Linked DNA regions of Mus musculus: all the other regions are linked to region 1. The links are chromatin loops, found by intact Hi-C in ENCODE. Cell type or tissue: heart. All regions are shown on one strand. Each heading gives the region's core, and the rest is flanking DNA. Links, peaks and the distances in the headings are about the cores only.

Region 1 (6,122 bases), core at 782-5,781:
AAGAAAGGCCAAGTGGCGGTGGCGATGCACACCTTTAATTCCAGCACTTGAGAGCAAAGGCAAGCAGCCTCTGTAAGTTCAAGGCCAGCCTGGTCTATAGTGTGAGGTCCAGGACATGCAAGGCTGCACAGAGAAACCTTGTCCCAAAGAACCAAAAGATAGATAGCTAGATAGACAAACAGACAGACTGACAGGGTAAAAATAAAAGAAAGAACCAAACTTAATAGGAAGCCCAAGGAGAAGACAAAAAAATGGCCTCAGCTCCTTCTCTGATTACAGCAAAACACAGCATCTGGACAAAGAGGTGAGCTGAAGCCACGAACAAAGCAGCCAGGAAAGCTGCTTAGGAACCCCAAAGTGTCCAAGGAAGGGGCAGTGGTATGGAGTTAGGAGACAGACCCTACTCAACGTCGTTTTCACTTGGCAGGCCTCTGAAACAAGAAAATGTGCCGCTTTACTGTTGGCAATCAAACTGAAGACTCAAAAGCAGCCAGTTTGAGGCCCATGCCACAGGACAGACTGAAGATGTAGCTAGAATGTACAGGAAAAAAAAGAGTCTCTCTGTCTCTGTCTCTGTCTCTCTCTTTTTCCTTTTTTGGTTTTTCGAGACAGGGTTTCTCTGTGGAGCCCTGGCTGTCCTGGAACTCACAAAGATCCACCTGCCTTTGCCTCCCCTAGTGCTGGGATTAAAGCTACATGCCACCATGCCTGGCCCTAGTTTCTCTCTTCAAGACTGCATTACCAGCATGCACAGAGCCTGCATGGCTCTGTACCCAGGTCCTCTGCGGTACATACTATAGATTCCAATTTAATGTCATTATGGGATTCCTGAGTGTGTACACAAGTATGTCTCTAATACTTTTTCTAAAATGTGCATTTGGTGTTTTTCCTGCAAGTATCTCTGTGTGGGGGCGTCAGGCCCCTTGGGACTGGAGCTATAGACAGTTGTCATTATACTCTTCACATGCAAAAGGAGCTTATGGAGCCTACTGAGCCCAGCATCCAGAAGGCTGGCAGCTAGAAGCAAAGCCAAGGCTAGAAAGAGCAGCATGTCCTTGCTGTATCTGGCATCCCCACACCACGTCTCCCAGTGAGAAACTCAGCCGTCTCAGTTTAGAATCCTGAGGCCTTCTCTTACCCAAGTGCTTGGTGTTGAGACTGAAGTCCACACAGGTGACTGCATCTCGGTGGCCCTTAAAATGTCTCTCCAGTGAGGGGTCCTCCTGGAAAAAAAAAAAAAAAAAAAAAGCAAGGTCAAATGGTTATAACGAGATAACAGGTCCTCCCTGGAACTAAGACTCTTCCTATAACCAGGAGACGTTAAAAGCACTCAAATCATGATCTCGTATGTTGAAAATTCTAAGGAATCCACTATAAACTGCTAGGACAAATGAGTACAGCAAGGAAGGGTTCACGATCAGCAAACACACAACCACACAAACGATCAGACGAATCAATAAATCCACAACAAACAGATCAAATATGGGCCCAGTGTGGGGAACAAACACCTTTAATCCCAGCACTTGGGAGGCAGAGGCAGGTGGAACTGTGAGTTCAAGGCCAGCCTGGTCCACACAGTAAATTCCAAGAGAGCCAAGACCATAGTAAGTTATCTCCCTCCACCTCAAACACCAAAAATTAAAAACAAAACAAGCAAACAACAACAACAAAAAAAACAAAACGACAAAACACACACACACACACACAACCAAACCACCTGAAGAGCTCCAAGGAACCCAGCTTGGGAAAGGATATTTCTATGATACAGCGAAGCCATTGCTATTCCACAAAGCTCTACCCCAAACAAAGGTGAGGCCCAGTGCCCAGCTCCACCCCCAAGCACACCTGCAGGTTCACGCCTTTTAACAGATGGCCTGGTAGTTCAGGGGTAAGAATCAACTAAGGAGCAAGGGCTCATTCCCTCTCCTGTCCTCACCAGAGCCTCTCAGAAACACAAGGGTGAGGAAGTGTCCATCCTAGGCTCAGTGGGCAGAAGCAGATTCAGGTCTGACTCCATCAGTGACACCCCTTCCCAATGCCTTCTTCCCTGAACAGTTTCCCCTAAAATCTGCGTGGAGCTAAATGTAAACAGAATATCAAATCGGCACTCAAAAGTCTGGTTTCTATTTCTACCCAAGTCTTCTCAGGTGCATCAGGTACCACCTGGCCCTGTGGAAGCAAATTCTTATTTAAAGGACCAATTTGAAGTCCTTTTCTGGAGTGGGGGGAGGGGTCAGAATCGAGCCCTGGACACACTGCAGGCTTCCGCTATCCCAGGCATCCCGATGGCCTACTGCTTCTACTTGTTGGAAAAGGATGTCACCTCCAAAAAAGACCTGTTGCTCACAAGAGGCCAAGCTTACGAGGCTCGCCCCAGGCCACGACAAGGGTCGGGCCTTGATGGTGTCTTCCTCAATACGCCGTACATTCCAGAGGCAGAGACTTATTTCTTCGTCCTGGTGGTCTAACATCTAGCCTGGCACCTGGGGTGCTAAGTCAATGCCCGGATCCACCCCGTAACCTTGGATGAGGAGGTCACCCTAGAACCCCGCGTCACCATCCGCCTCTCTCGCGGCCATTGTTCCAACCAGTCAGGTGCTCACTATCCAGGGACTTACCTGGCTGGGAGCAGCCATAGCGGGGCTAGCGGGCTGGTAGGACCAGCTGTGCCCCAAGTGCCAGAGATAGCTGGGTCGGCAGTTGTGCCAGTTCAGTTTCCGCGCCCCCAATCGCCACCAATAGCAACGCCGGTGGCGTCGCCGCGTCCCGCCCACCGCAATTAAAGGAGAAGCGCCCTAGGTTTTTGTCCGCCGACCGGAAGTCGGGTCGTTCGATAGGCGTCAAGCTCTTGTCCTCCCGCTCTTCCAGATGAGGTGACCCGCCGAGCAGCCAAAAGCCTCAGTTCGCTGTCACACTTTCCTCCTAAGAACTTAAAAAAAAAAATCTTAGATGAAGGTTTCGGCCCTTCAGCTCTAGCTCAGGTAACGGAGCGCGCAGCCATCGGGGAAATGAAGTTCTACATAGCACTTATACCCCACAGTCTTAATAAAGGTAGAACTACATTTACCGAGATGCTCCGGGGCGGGCGGAGTTTTACCATTATGAGTGACAGGCTTAAGTATCCCGGAAGGAGGATACTGACTGGCCTTGCTCTTGGCTTAAAACGTCCGATCAAGGCGCCATGGAGAACCAGGTTATTAGCGCCTTGGGACCCCAGAATGGTTCGTTCCTGCGAATACTCCTAAGTGTCTATTTAAAAAAAAAAAAAATGGAGTCATTCAAGAGTCAGAACCATGGTGCAGAAAGACATATGTTCAATTCTTAATTCTCTACTGGGTGACCTCAGGAAAAATGCGTCTACTCCGAGGGCCTGCCTCCGCGTTTGTCTTAAGAGGGGATGTGACTGCGGCCCGTCTTGCTCGGAACTCTTTAGCCTTAAGAAGGCTTTGGGTCGTAGCCTGACCTTAGCTCCAAAAAAAAAAAAAAGGTGAAAGAAGCAATCGTCGGGCGGAACCACCAGAGGCCGTCCTTTTCCACCTTCTGCAATGAAAGCAGCCGAAGCCCAGAGTGACCTGTGCATCTGACCTGAACTGGATGTTTTGTAAGATTCAAGAACCTTCCATCCATCATCTCTCCTGGGCCGGCCAACTTGTCCATACTCAAAACACTAATTAGGATCTGGCTGTGTCCTGAGGTTTCTTACCACATGCCTAGGCTTGAAACTGTGTCCCTAAATCTGCAGGGACAGTAAACTCAGAAACTGGCGTGTGGGGGAGTGTATTTGGACCTAAAAGAATGATTCATTGGTTCAGAGTGTATATGGTTCTCCCAGAGGACGAAAGTTCTATTCCCAGCTCCCATGTCAGATGGTTTACAACTGCCTGGAACTCCAGTTCTGAGGCAGTTCAACACCTCTTGTCTCCTGAGGCACACACACACACACCATTAAAAATAATTCTTTTAGTGTTTTGATGAGAGATACAGGATCTATATCTGATCCTATTTTAACTATGTTGGCATAGAATTGGTACCTTGACATTAGAAATGTTTAAGCTAATTTAACATAGGCAAGGTGAAAGTCTCAAGACAAAAATAGGTGCTCACAAATTCCCAGCCTTCCCATAAACAGTTTTCAGTTTTTCTCTTGTCAATAAGTGTGTCACGAGCACCCCATGCCAGAAACATGATGGTCACGTTTGTATATTCCTACAATGTCAAAATGAATTGCCTCTCAGGAAATTCCCAAGCTGTAGCAGTTTGCTGCTTTTCCAGATAAGGTCTCTCTATGTGGTCCTAGCGTTCCTTCCTCTGGCAGCCACAGACTTTTTATTTTTACTTTTTTAGGAATGTCATATGTAGGAATGTTTTGCCTACCTGTATGTATATGTACCATACTTATGTCTGATGTCTTATGAAGACGCCGGATCCCCTGGAACTGGCGTTGCAAACAGTTGTGAGCTGTCACGTGGGTGCTGGGTCTGAAACCCAGTCCCAAGTAACCTTAAACCAGCCCCACTAATCTTTTTCTGTTGCCTTGCTTTTTTTCTTTTCTTTCTTTTTTTTAAGAATATTGTGGGGTAGCCACCAGAGGAGACTGCTAAGACACGGATTTAAGCCAATAAAAAGTCTTTATTAGCCAGCCAGCAACTACACTGGGTGTTGTTCAAGATCCCATTGTAGCCGCAAGGCTTTCTCAGGGTGAGCTTTTAAGCATAAAATGTTCTGGGGGACTGGAGAGATGGCTCAGTGGTTAAGAGCACTGACTGCTCTTCCGGAGGTCCTGAGTTCAAATCCCAGCGACCACATGGTGTGTCACAACCATCTGTAACAAGACCTGATTCCCTCTTCTGGTGTCTGAAGACAGCTACAGTATATACATATAATACATAAATACATATAATAAATAAAATAAATCTTTTAAAAAAAAACATGTTCTAGATTGACATACTTAACATGAACAATTAGTCAGAAGAGAAACCACAGAAGTCCAAAAGCAAGGTTAGTACATTTAGAGAGTTTCCCATATCTCTGGACTTTGACGAATTAGGTAATTGTTTTAGTTTTGGCAGGCGGTGCTATCCATGTGCTGAGTTTTACAGCCTGAATGGTATTTCGGCAGTTGTGGGGTTTCATGTAGGCTGGCCTTCAGATCACTGCATTAGCCGAAGAAAGCTTTGAACTTCAGATGATCCTGCCTCCGTTCTGGAAATACAGGCTTATACCATCTTGTTTGGTTTACACAGTGGTGGGGATTTATGCATGCTAGGCAAAGCAAGGTCCCATCTGATCTATAACTCTAGTTACATGATTCCAATCTTAATTGCTAACATTGTTTCCAGATCTCTTACCTTTACATAATAAGGTACATGGAAATATGTGTATATAGGAATGTATGCATACGCAATGTATTGTTTTTAAGGATTTATTTTATTTATATCAGTGCACCGTCTCTGTCTTTGGACACACCAGAAGAGGGCATCAGATCCCATTACAGATGGTTGTGAGCCACCATGTGGTTGCTGGGAATTGAACTCAAGACCTCTGGGAGAGCAGTCAGTGATCTTAACCACTGAGCCATCTCTCCAGTCCCCAACAATGTACTATTATGTAGACTACACAGGAGAGATTGAAGAGATCTACACATTTCAAAGAAGCCTTGCTGGAAGGAGAGGTAGGGAACGGATACAGTTGCGAGGAGTTCTGAATATTGTTATACATGTTGTTAATGAGCACAGTTGAGAACTGTAGGTGGTTCTCAGGGCCACCCTGCAGGGGCAGAGGGGCTGCAGAGACACGGGGCATCTCAGATATGGATGGACAAACAGAGGAATTTGAATGAGCCAAGTTAAGGAGAGGGAGTTGCGTTGAGTCTTAAGGACTGTGAATTCTGTTGGCCCCTCACACATTCACTTGGTGACTGGGGGACTGGTCACTGAAAAGCAGGTTAGTGGCGCTGTTACAGGTGTTAGGTCTTCTTTTTATGGAACCCAGAGGAGGTTATTGCACTCTTCCTTGGTCCAGTCTGTTCCGAGGAGTTCTCAAGGGGCTGGGCATGGCAGCATGTGCCTTCAATCTCAGCTCTTCGGAGCAGAGGCAGGAGGGTCTCTGTGAATTTGAGGCCA
Region 2 (6,122 bases), core at 626-5,625, 110 kb after region 1:
GAGGCAGATATGAATAAAGAAAATAATAGTAAAGCCAGCTGCTGGTGGTGGGATACATGTGTATAATCCAGCACTTGGGATCAGGAGTTCAAGGCCAACCTTGGACACATAAGAGTTAGCCTGGACTACATGAGACTACTGTCTTAAGGCAAACTAAACATATGTGCGCATGTGCACGTGTGTGTGTGTGTGTGTGTGTGTGTGTGTTCATAGACAGAAAAAATTTGAAATATTTTACCAATCAAAAGCAATACCCCCTATATATTCCTTCAAGTCGAAGGAAGGGATGAGCCACATTCTAACATTTAATGGACAAACAAAACCAAAGCCCTTCACAACCTCTTCCTGGGCAGGTGAGCTGGTTAGATGGAGGCTAAGGGCACTTGCCGCCAAGCTCAATAATCACAGTTCACCCCCTGGGCTCCCAGGAAGGGAGGAAAGCAGCCAATCCTGCACGCTGTCTTCTACCTATACATGCACAGCAAGCTCACACACAGCTAAAACGTACACAGAGAACGTGTGCATGAAAAACTACTTTCAATAAAAAAAAAAAAATCCTTTTAAGCCAAGACTGAGGCCAGAGGATTGCTGTTGGAAGCCAACCAGCACTATAGCTACAGACAAAGTTCCACTGTGGGGTGTAGTATCTTAAAAACAACAAACAAAAATCAGCTGTGTTTTAGCTATTTTCAAATACCCAAATTCTACTACTGGTATTATCTAATAAAGATGTTACTTCCAAAGAAACAGTTATTTTCTTCTACTGTTGGAATTATTGGATTATTCTTCTATACATATATATTTTTACATTTACTGATTTTATGTATATGAGCATTTTGTCTGCTTGCTTGTATATATGGGCACCCTATGCAGGTCTGATGCACATGGAATCCAGAAGAGAACATCAGATCCCCTGCAACTGGAGTTAAATGTAATTGTGAGCCTCCACGTGGGTGCTGCTGATTAACCTAGGTTCTCTGCAAAATTAACATGCGCTCTTAACCACATGTTAGCCATCTCTCTAGCTCCTGGACTTTTTTCCCCCCACAAACTTCTCTCTTTATGAAGACTTCTTTATGTTATTTATAGGAGTACCCTTGTAGCTGACTTCAGACACACCAGAAGAGGGCATTGGATCCCATTATAGATGGTTGTGAGCCACCATGTGGTTGCTGGGAATTGAACTCAGGACCTGTGGAAGAGGTGCTCTTAACAGCTGAGCCATCTCTCAAGAAATCAGAATTAGGGGTCAAATCCCCTGGAACTAGTTACAGATGGTTACAAGGTGTAGGAGTCCACTTGTTCCTCTCTAAGAGCAAGTGCCTGTAGCCATCTCCAGCCCTTACATTTCCTTTTTGGGACAGCTGTTCAAGCTGCCTTGGATTCGCACCCCCAGCTCCCAAGCGCTGAAATTATAGGCACTGCTGGACACGTTCTTTTTTCAAGAAAGTTCTTTGGAGCATTGTAACTTTCTGTAAGTTTGTAATCATGTAAAAAGGTTACATGCCTGAATAAACATTTTTTTCAGTCTTAGTGTTTTATTCCTTTGAATAGGATATGCATTTCCATTACAGATTTGGGGGGGAGATTCTAAGCTATGTATTGCACCAAACATGTCAGACAAACCAATTTCAAATTACTTGTAGTTCCAAACAGAATCAAATAGTCAGACCAGTGTATGATAATAATCAATACACAAATATGAACATCAATTCAAATAACTATTTGTCCAGTTAGTAATTTTCTCTTCCCCAGGATCACCACTGTAGGAAACTCTCCCACATACAGCAAGCTCAAGTCCAACGACAGTTACGTAATACTTTGTTGGAGCTCCAGCGAGGAAACCCATCAAGGACAATATCATATACAGCTCATTCTACAATAGCTTTACTTTAGATAAACTCAGAGACAAGTTCCAAAAGAAAACTATTATTTGAAAAAAATAATAAACAAAGAGAACAGCTGCAAAAAGGAGAGAAAAAGCCAAGGATTCAAAAACAGGTAACTTTAACATAATGTCGAAAACAGTAGCTATTAAACTAAACACCTCCTGCTTAGGAAGGAAGCTGAAGTTGACAAAGGGAATCAAATTTAGCCTAAACTAGTTTCTGCTACAAAAGAGGTCACTGCTTACTTATCGAGGATTTGAACTTCCAGAGATGAGACAGGCAATGTCTTCCTCACACCCAGGCTATGAAAACGGCAAAGATACACAAGTTCTCCAACTAACATAATTTCCATAACCAGTTCCAGAATTCCAAAACTTTGATAACTATAAGCAAACCACAATCTGGCGGTTATTGTTTTTTGTTTTTTAACTGTTTTGAGTCAGGGTCTCTCTGCTATGAAGTCCAGAACTCAGGGTCTGACTGCCTCTATCGCCCAAATGCTGAGATTACTGGCTAAGCGGCCAAACTTGGGTTTTTTTTGTAATGCAAAAGGAAACACTAAATTGTTCCGGAATGCTTTCTTTGTTTTAAAGAGAGCTCACATTCTGACCAGAATGGGGCGGCCAAGTTCTCAGGAGTCTGGCAAAGAAAAGTTTCCAAGAGTCTGTTTAGTAAGTTAACTGTAAGCCTGGGTATTGGTACTGGGAAAGGACAGCAAGCTCACATGGGCACAATCGATAAATCCTGACAGCTTAAAAACTGCATCCCGCGGGGCTTGATTGCAGAAAAGCCGCGCGGGAAGCTGAGGGGTAGGGGGCGGGCACCGTGCCAGGGCTGAATCCAGGTCACTGCTGTGAAGGCAGAGAGCTGGACGCCACTGATGGACAGAACACAGCTCCTGCCGTTCTGCATCGAGCTCAGAGTCCACCCGCACATTCTGACAGTCGCCAGGGGAGTGGAAAGGGCTATCCGTCCGGCTGCAGGGTGCAGGGACATGGCGTTTAAAGGTCAAGGTCAAGGTGGGGTTTGGCAAGCGGGAAAAGCGCGCTCGGAAGAGAGCAAAGACACATGAACTAAGAACCATCATCATCTTAAAGAGGATCTCCTGCAGCACTGCGGGATGGAGGTGGCCCTGGCAAGAGCGCCTGCACCACATGCCTGGGGTTGGGGGTGGGGGCTCAGTCGGGGACCAGCGACAGAGGGAAGGAGAGGGGCACTTGGAACTCGGCCACTATCACACTCACTTGCCCTCCTGGCAGTCATAGAGCACGATGGAGTCATCATCGCTGCTAGAGATGACCGTCTCGCCATTGGGACTAAAGTCAAAGCAGTTGATCTTGTCTGAGTTCTCGCGGAACACCTTGGCGACGCGGAAGCTCCGGAGCACGCTGTCGGTCAGCTTCATGGCGGCGGCGGCTGCTGCTGCTGAAGGCAGCGGCGGCGCAGGGCCGGGGCGGGGCCGAGAGGCGAGCGATCGGGCGGGCTGCTCAGGGCCAACCCCGGCGGTGCGGGCGCCGCGCTGGAGACGAACCGAAGGACGGCTGACAGTGGGGCTGCCGCGTCCTCTTCCTCAGGCGACGCTCTCTCGCCCGGACGACGGGACCTCGCTGACCGTTCTTCTCCGGAGTCAATTCAGGGCCAACCGGCGCTCCGCCGGCTCATTGTGTCCGCCATCTTGAAGGGAGAAGCAAAATCAGAGGGCGAGGAGCTTGTGTCGCGGCGGACGCCGGGAAAGGGGGCGGGGAGGGAACGGAGGCGCGAGCTGGGGGAGGGGGGGCGGGACGATGACGTCAGCGGGGCGGCCTCCCGTTGCTGAGGCCCCGGAGCTGGAGCCCGCGGTTCTGGGGTGTGAACCTGCGGGCGTGGAGCATCTAAACCCTCTCTCTCGAGGGCAGGACTTGAGGTCGCCTCGGGGCTAGTGCCTTTGTGGGTGCTCTCAAGCCCCGGGGAGACGCTGGTGTCTCTGAGGCCGCAGGACCTGGCGGAGAGGCCTGCTCGTGTGTGGGTGTGAATCAGGTGAACCCATCACCGACTGACTTAACCACTGCACGGCCGAGCCAGGAGGCTTCGATTTGTTAGTTGAGTGATGTACAACATACACTTGCACGAAGTTTTAAGTGGCATTTTCAACTGGGTTTATATTAAACTTCAGAAGCTTGGAACTTCTTTTAAAATTTAATGAGAGTCGAAGCGCATGAAGATCCCTAACTTCTAGTGCGGGAGGAGGGGGAACCTTAGGAAGGGACATTTCACTCACTGGCAGGTGATTGCAAAGGCATGACAACCAGAGTCCCTTATAACCTGGGTTGACAAACGACGAAATGGAACACGAGAAAAAAATGGAGCCTTCTTGAAAAATGTGCGGGGGGGTTGCATCTCAGGTTCTTAGGTTAAAGAAAAAAGGTAGCTAGATAGAACTGGAAGTGGTTGGCTGAGGGAAAACGACAAGATTGTAAGTTTGTACTGCAGTTGTCTCCTGACAAAGGGCAGAGTTCCTGGCTACAATCTGTTCCGGGGTGTGAGGAAGGGAAGGAACCAGTTTGAGTGAAACCTGAATGGATGGCAACTTTCCAAATTGCAAATCTGTTCTAGAAAAACCTTCCACAGGTGGTTGCACTCAATCCCCAGTGATTGCCTTTGAGTTTAGGTGATCCAGGTGATCCAGGCTGCTATGGAGCTTGAGATAGCAAGGACAGATCTGGTGCCATGTGCCCGACTTGCTGTGGGAACTGAAGTTTTCTGAAGAGCATCTACAATAAAGATCCTGCAGACTGGCTGACTACAACATCGCAATTGTGGAGACATCAAATGTAGGCAAAGGATCTGGAACTATTTTAGGCCTCTTTAAAAACTAGTGTGTGTGTGTGTCTGTGAGTGCGTGCACACATGCTTTTACCTTCTGAGCCTTCTAAGGTGGCCTTGCTTTAGACTTTAAATAGCCATTTACTCTAACTTCCAACATTCTCCTAATAAATTTCTCGAGAGACATCATTCAGTTTAGCTTCATTCACCCTAAAGCTAAGATGGCTGTAACATCACCTGAAATCTATAATTTCCCTACTATACAGCTTTGCTGTGTGGCCCATCTACTTGATATTTTCACAAATATAATTGATCAACATACTGAATTTGTTTTGGGGGGGTGCTGTTCTGTGACTACAAATTTGTGTAATTTCTTCTAGGTAGAACCTGTTATTAAGGGTAAATTGACTCCTAATTCCTGGGCAAAGCTGTTCTTTTATATCAGCATTTGGGAAGCAAATATACCCAGGAGATGCCAGTGTATGTGTGTGTGTGTGTTTGGAGGGGTCTGTTTTAACATACAAATTTGACTGTAACAACAGTCTTAATTTACCAAAATGTTCTCTACCAAAAAAAAAAAAAAAAAAAAAAGCCTTGAAAGGTATCTTTCAAAACTATACCCTGGGGCTGGTGAGATGGCTCAGTTGGTAAGAGCACCCAACTGCTCTTCTGAAGGTCCAAAGTTCAAATCCCAGCAACCACATGGTGGCTCACAACCATCCGTAATGAGATCTGACTCCCTCTTCTGGAGTGTCTGAAAACAACTACAGTGTACTTACATATAGTAAAAATAAATAAATGTTTAAAACAAACAAAAAACTATACCCTGTACCTTCTTTAGACTTCACTGTTAAAGCTCCCTCCCAAGATTTAGCATCCTGTTTTTTTTTTTTTTTTTTTTTTAAAGATTTATTTATTTATTGTATGTAAGTACACTGTAGCTGTCTTCAGACACTCCAGAAGAGGGAGTCAGATCTCGTTACAGATGGTTGTTAGCCACCATGTGGTTGCTGGGATTTGAACTCCAGACCTTTGGAAGAGCAGTCGGGTGCTCTTACCCACTGAGCCATCTCACCAGCCCGCATCCTGTTTTTAAAATGGAAAAAAAAAAGTAATTTTTTTCATATTTTTCGATGGTCACTTGGATTCACTTGCTGGTTCGGCTCCCTGATCTGCTATAGTGGGCTTGCCTGGCTTCTAGTCCAGTATTATCACTGCCTTAAAGGATAGACTTTGAAAGTGACCCAAAATGGTTAGCTAGTTCCAGGGCAGAGGGAAAGCTGGAGTTAGGAGTGGACTGTGTCACTTAAAAAAACAAAACAAAACAAAAACCAAGAAAACAAAACAAAACAAAAAAAAAACGCTCCAGGTTTTGTGTGGTGGCTCCCACTTCTCATACTAGGGAGGTGGGAGCCAGCCAGGGCTGTAGAG
Region 3 (6,122 bases), core at 626-5,625, 590 kb after region 1:
CAGGTGGGACTCACGGGAGACACAGAGAGTGTTCTGAACACTGAGCGTGATACAGCCGCCTACTCCATTTCCAAAGCTGTGATATCTAGAAAGTGCCATCTTTAAAACACAGCTGCAGGAAGTGAATTCTACCACAGGCCCATGGTCATGCCCATTCAACACAGTGTTCATTGCTGATCATCTACTCTGAGCCACTGGCTGCACCAGTGCTAGGCTTAAAGAATAGACTTGGCCAGATGCCCTCTGAAGCTTCGGATGCCTTCAAAGTGTCTGTGACTCATTTGGCGCACGACCACAAAGCAGACAGCAGGACATGGTCCACTTCAGAGCAGCACATTCCCTAAGGGAGGCAAAGCTGCTGAGTCAGCAACCTTCTACATACTGTTCAAATAAGAAAAGAAAACCCCAAGCCAGATCTGGTGGGCCCAGCACACACCTGTAATGTTTGCTTTGGAGAGGCAGAGACAGGAGGATTGCTGTAAGCCAGCCCAAGCCACTTAGTAAGACCCTACCTCAAAACAAAACTCCTATGTAAGACAAAAACCCTGAAGGCCATATGGTAGAGCATACTGCCCTTCTTGTAAGAGCAGTTTTGAACATATGCCCTGTTGTAGTCCAGGACATGCCTGTTAGTTGGAAGAACCTACTCAACCAGCAAGAGGCTCTGTGTGTGTGTGTGTGTGTTTGCGCGCGCGCGCGCGCATGTGTGCATGCATGTGCCACATGTACATGTGTGAGCCAGAGGACAGCCTCAGGTGTCACTCCTCAGGCACCGTCCTTTGGAGACAGAGATTCCCAGTGATGCAGAACTTGTCCAGCAGGCTAGGCTGGCTGGCCAGTATAACCCAGCATCACCAGTAAATCCTATCTTTTTGTCACCTCCCCAGTGCCAGGATTGTAAGTACTTGACACCAGGCCTGGCTTTTCCAGAAAGGTATTTGCTTAACAAATCTTTTTGACTTCACGCTTTCAGGCATGCATAACACATTTAAAAATTTTTCTCTGTTAAAAAAAAAAAGCTTTGCATTTTCAAATGGATTAAAGCATGCTTTATTGTTATGAAAAATTAATACTCTTCCAAATGAAGTGAATCGGTGAATTGAACCCAAAGGCATGTAGTGTGTTGCTAACATAAAGACCATAAAGGGACTACCCTGTTCCCTTCGCACTTGGATATGCCACAAAAACAAAAAATAAACTCTAATGAGCTCCTATCAAAGGCAAGAGCGTTATTAGGACTGCCTGCGTTTCATAATGGCTGACGACGTTAGGAGCTACAGGCATTTTAATGAAAAGTTGTTTGAATTCACCAACATATTCACTAGAGACTTCTTTCCCAAACTTGGTTTGGGGACTTCTCTGGGACATTTCTCATGCCCTGTGACCATCTTTGGATGGACATTGGCAACTGCTGTGGTACTGTACAGAACAGACAGACCAACGGAGAGCTTTATCGGAGCCTTTTCTCTTTCTAGATGGGATAAACAAGTATCCACCGGTCAACCTCAAAGCCAAGTGCAACAGACTCGGCTCTAGGGATCTGAAGCCGCCCCCACGCCAGTTTCGAAGGTATGTTCATTCCATGTGCTGGGTGTGACGTTTTAGGTAGATGTGAAACCCTCCTGATTCCTCAATTCTTCCTCTTTCTCTCTCTCCCCTCACCCACTTTAGCAGTCAGAAATCTGTTACAGCATATTAAAATATGAATTGAGGGAACTAGAGATGGTTTTTAAATGACCAAGTAGATCTGGCAATAACCAAATAGAGGTTTTTTTCCTCTTTTAAATGAAAAGTCCAATTGTTGAAACAAAGCACCCAATGGGACACTCCAGTAGCAGCAAGTATGCCCAGTGGGCAGATCTTGCTTTTTAAACAGCATCGTGTACTCAAAGGAACTGGGGTTTCTTGGTGCCCAAGACACACTCGGGATCGGGTGAGGAAAGACCAAGCCCAGCCCAAGACAATGGAGATCCTCCAGGGAAGCAAAACCACGGTTAAAACAAAACAAGGCCCCCTACCAGTGTCATGTCTAGAGGGTGAGATGTCCTGAGTCCCCGAGCCTAGTCTCGGACAGCAAGTCCAGAAAGAAGCACGGAGTGATTTATCTAATGTATCGCTGTATGTATGGTACGCACAGCAGCATAAGCTCCTGTGAGGTCAGAGTCCAGCTTTGGGGAGTCGGGTCTCTAGCGTGCACTGTGGGATCCAGGAGCCAACCTCAAGTTATTGGGTGTGTACAGCTGGTGCTGCATGGCTTCCGAGGTGTGGGTGTTATGTGCAGTCTGTATCGTCTGAGGTGACAGAGTGGGACACACAGTCATCACCTGTGTGAAGTTCTTGCCAGAAATGCTTGACTAGAGGTTAATGAGGCCATCATCGCTCGGCAACCCCAGGGTGTGGAACTGTTAGACTGTAGGTCTTGCATCATGGATGAAGGGATAAAGATGAGCTTTGTTTGGGGTGAGAGAACTGAAGACAGGGAAGCTAATCCGAATTCTCTGAACCTTAATTGGATCCTAGAACAGAAAGACAAGGCTAATATAACCATGACTTGGAAACATCTGGGGAGATTTGAGTATGGTCAATACTTGATTGGATGGGCTTCCTGGTGTGTAGAAGAGAATGTTCTTTAAGAGACGTTTGCTAAAGAATTTTAAGGATAGCATGTAAGATGGTTGCGACCACGGTATCAATGACTTCCCCGTTCTGTGTGTGATGTGCATGAACGTGTACACTTGGATGCACATGAAGAAGCCTGAGTCAGGTGTCGTCTTTCTCCTCCTGTACGGGGCACAGTCCCCCCCCCCCCCCTGAGGCAGCATGATGGTCTAGCAAGTCTGGTTGGCAGGCTCGCTTCAGGGATAGCATCTTACCTCGTGCCATGCTGGACTTACAGGGCTGCAGAACCCGGTTTAATGGGTTCTGGGGATCCCATTCCAGTCCTTAAGTTGTGTGGCAAGCTCTTGGCCCACGGAGCCATCAGGTAGCTAGGAGCACTTCTTTGGTAAGCGACTGAACTAACACCCAGCTGTAGGCCATGACCAAGCACCATCACCTGGCTCATGCTTAGACAGACCCCCATTAGCATTAGGGAGGCTTGGTGTGTCTCCCTTGGAGTGTGTGCCCTCTGTGTGATCATCTGGACTGGGCAGGCATTCCCAGCCTGGATGCTAAGGACCCCTGAGAAGCTCCTGCCTGGAGGCTCTGGCTTCCCTCCAGCCATGAAGCGAGCCGGGGAACTGTCCAGCAGCAAATGTTTCCTGAAGTCCAGTGAAAAGCGGCCATGAAGCTAGTCCAAGAGGAGTAGGGCGCCCCCTGCTGCGGGTGCCTGGCACTGTTTAGAGTTGACTGGACTGACACTTGGGCTGAGGCAGGTGTGGCAGCTTCAAGGAACTCTGGAGGGCTGTGCACCTAGGCTTAGCTCACTGTAACTGCTGTTAGTTTTGAATTTTGGGTTTTCTAAGTGATGGAAAAAGAAATTCCTCACTGGGGGCTCAGAGCCTCTGTTCACTTGAAATCCCCAGTTTCTACATTCCAGTGACTGAGCATCTTCCGGCTCCCCTGGCCTCCCTCCCTTTCCCATTCCCTTCACGGGGGCTTGTGGCCTGGCATGCTGTATTGGGAAATAGTGGCATCCTTGCCTTTGTCTTTGCTTGTCTCCACCCAGCCATCCTAGCAGGAAGGTGGTGATATTCTGAGGCACTGTGCCCAGCAGCTAGCTAACTGACAAAAGGGGCCCAGCATCTGGGAATCTGTCTAGAAGCTGGCAGGCCAAGCCATAGGATGGGGTCACCAGAAGATACTGTGTGTCTCCATGCCAGAGCCCAACATCAAAGAAAAATGAAAAACTGTCATGGCGAGGGAGGGAGGAACAGCCATAGAAGAAAATGCTTTTCTTCTCTGCCTTCTGAGGCAGAGGCTTAAGTGTTCATCCTACCGGGCTTGACAAATTTGCAGCCAGCTCCGACTGCAAAGGCAGGTGTCGGCACTAACCGACACACTCGAGAGGCAATTTTAGAAACTGCTTTGTTTGAAGACAGGATCAAGTGGGAAGACAGAATCCTCAGGGCGTTTAAACAGGGAATCTCTCCTTCTCTACGGTGCCCTTGATACAGAGGAGGCTCAGCTTCTCCTGTGAATCTGAAGTGGCCAAGTGGCTGGGGCACCAAGGAATTGAGATGTGGAATGTATACCACTGTCCATGAACTCCCTGGTGGTGTAATCGCCCGGGACTCCCAGGCCGCCCCTAAGTAACTCAAGATGATGATGAGAGGAGTCGGGGCTGCTTCTGAAGCTCCCTCCTGGGCCTTTCAAGTAGAGCGAGGCAGAGAGGAACATGGGATTGAGGAGTCTGCCTGCTAGGCGCAGGGGCTGGCCAGACAGATGAGATGCCACCCCGAGAATGCCGTGCCTCCGGATTACCTGTGGATTTGAGGAAACATGCCGGAGCTGGTCTGTAACAGAAAGGGTGTGGACTCTTGCCACAGGCAATCAAGACAGATGGCCAGAGGGCGAGCCCATAGCAAGGCTTTGTGTAAGCACTCAGCTCTACTTTTACTGAAGACACAAAGCTGCCTACGTGCTGTGCCAGACTCCAAAGCAGAGACAGGCAGAGCCTAAATTGGTGGGCGGTAAAAATGGGCAAGCATCCCTGCCACATGAACAACACATTTGCTTTCTAAAGTACATTTTCTGGATGCACGATATGTATATGGGTATGCACGCACGCGCGCGCGCGCGCACACACACACACACACACACACACACACACTTAGGAATAGAAGCAAGCTCATCTGTGCCACTCATCCCACTGCCTCTACTCAGTAAGCAGAGCATGGCTGCCTCCCGATTATCTACACAGATGGAGGAATCTGTGACCACAAGGAATGGAAAGCTACAGTCAGTACCTGTCCACTCCTGCTTTATCTAGAACATGCCACATCTTGCTTTCTATAAGGTTCACTAGAGCTAGGCTCCAGTTGGAAAATCTGAATTATTTAATCCGAATTCCTGTTGTTGATGCCTGTTGTTGGAGTTACCGACCAGCAAAGTATTCTCCCAAACAAGACACAGTAGAAGACAAATCAGAACAAAACCTAGGTAGTCAATGATCCTTACTAAGATGCTTATTAACTGCTTTATCAAATACAAACGCCCATCTGTAACAGTAGAAAGAATAACCATGAAAGCTAAGGCATGGGCCCAGCACTTAAATAAAGCACTGGCCATGTAAGCACTGAGGGCCTGAATTTGGATCCCAAGACCCCACAGTAAGAGGCAGGTGCAAGGACACCAGGAGCTCACTGGCCACTTGTTACCAGCCAGCTATCTCAAACCAAAGCTGACAGTGCCTGAGGACCAATACCAGGCATGTCCTCTGGCCTCCGCATGAGCACCCATGGGCATGCACACACACAGGAACACACATACCACCCCAGCCCCAAACAAAACAGCACAAAGAAAGGCTTTTAACATGTTTGACCCTTTGTGGAAAAGGTGCCAGGGTTGGGCTTAGAAGTAGTTGCCAATCTAATGATTTTTTTAAAAGGTTTATTTTTAATTATATGTATATATGTCCATGGTGAGTGTGCGCACATGAGTATGGTGGCTTCAGAGGCTAACGGTGTTGGATGCCCTAGAGCTGGGTAAGCTGCTCTACATGGGTGCTGGGAGCCAAACTGACACATCTCCAGCTGTGCTGTTCTTACACCTAAGGGATATAATCAAAGAAACAGGTGGGGAAAGGCGGGGAAGAACCACAGATGAGCTAGCCAAGCCTGAGAACAGTGCTATTTAGACTCAGAAGACATCCTTTGCAGGGAGTCGCGCTCCTTTATCAAAGTGGCCACTGGATGATGGGCTGCCCACAACCCAGTGGATGCACACCCACGGGCATGCGGGCAGCACTAACTGAACGCAGGGTTATTAATGACAAACAAAGGACATTACGTTAGGGAGACAATGGGATGATGGGCACTCAAGGAAACAGGAGGGTAGTGGTGGGCAAATATGACCAAAAGCATTGTATAAATGTAAGAAAATTTAAGATTTTAGAGAACTTCATACATGAATACTGCATCTTCATCACTTCAACTGCCCAACTCCTTCCATATTCCTTTCCA

What was found. Hi-C counts contacts between places; a loop is a spot of excess contacts. Peaks named below come from ENCODE experiments on the same cell type or tissue, not always from the same donor. Only the 100,000 strongest peaks of a DNase experiment are listed, where the experiment ranks them.
Region 2: a loop joins it to region 1, with 4 times the contacts of the local background. A loop is called at or near these places in 6 of 42 quality-filtered maps.
Region 3: it touches region 1 in a loop (4-fold over the local background); 2 of 42 quality-filtered maps call a loop at or near these places.

Annotation. Positions count from the first base shown.
Region 1 is chr9:106,277,953-106,284,074 of GRCm38, reverse strand. It overlaps Poc1a (POC1 centriolar protein A), which reads right to left and starts at 3,014. Exons shown (of 11, transcript NM_027354.2): 1 at 2,619-3,014; 2 at 1,139-1,223. The coding sequence starts at 2,636. In heart, for the core only: a CTCF peak has its summit at 3,524; DNase peaks (open chromatin) are centred at 2,814, 3,064 and 3,454; H3K4me3 peaks cover 2,225 bases; H3K27ac peaks cover 1,798 bases.
Region 2 is chr9:106,168,391-106,174,512 of GRCm38, reverse strand. Wdr82 (WD repeat domain containing 82) reads right to left here and starts at 3,584. Exons shown (of 9, transcript NM_029896.1): 1 at 3,134-3,584. The coding sequence starts at 3,294. In heart, for the core only: no CTCF peak of the experiment used is centred there; DNase peaks (open chromatin) are centred at 2,792, 3,122 and 3,602; H3K4me3 peaks cover 3,608 bases; H3K27ac peaks cover 2,065 bases.
Region 3 is chr9:105,691,160-105,697,281 of GRCm38, reverse strand. It overlaps Col6a6 (collagen, type VI, alpha 6), which reads left to right. Exons shown (of 37, transcript NM_001102607.1): 36 at 1,476-1,569. Among named protein-coding and RNA genes, the nearest start is that of Pik3r4, 51 kb to the right of the region's middle. In heart, for the core only: a CTCF peak has its summit at 3,322 (motif pointing left); a DNase peak (open chromatin) is centred at 3,281; H3K27me3 peaks cover 1,441 bases.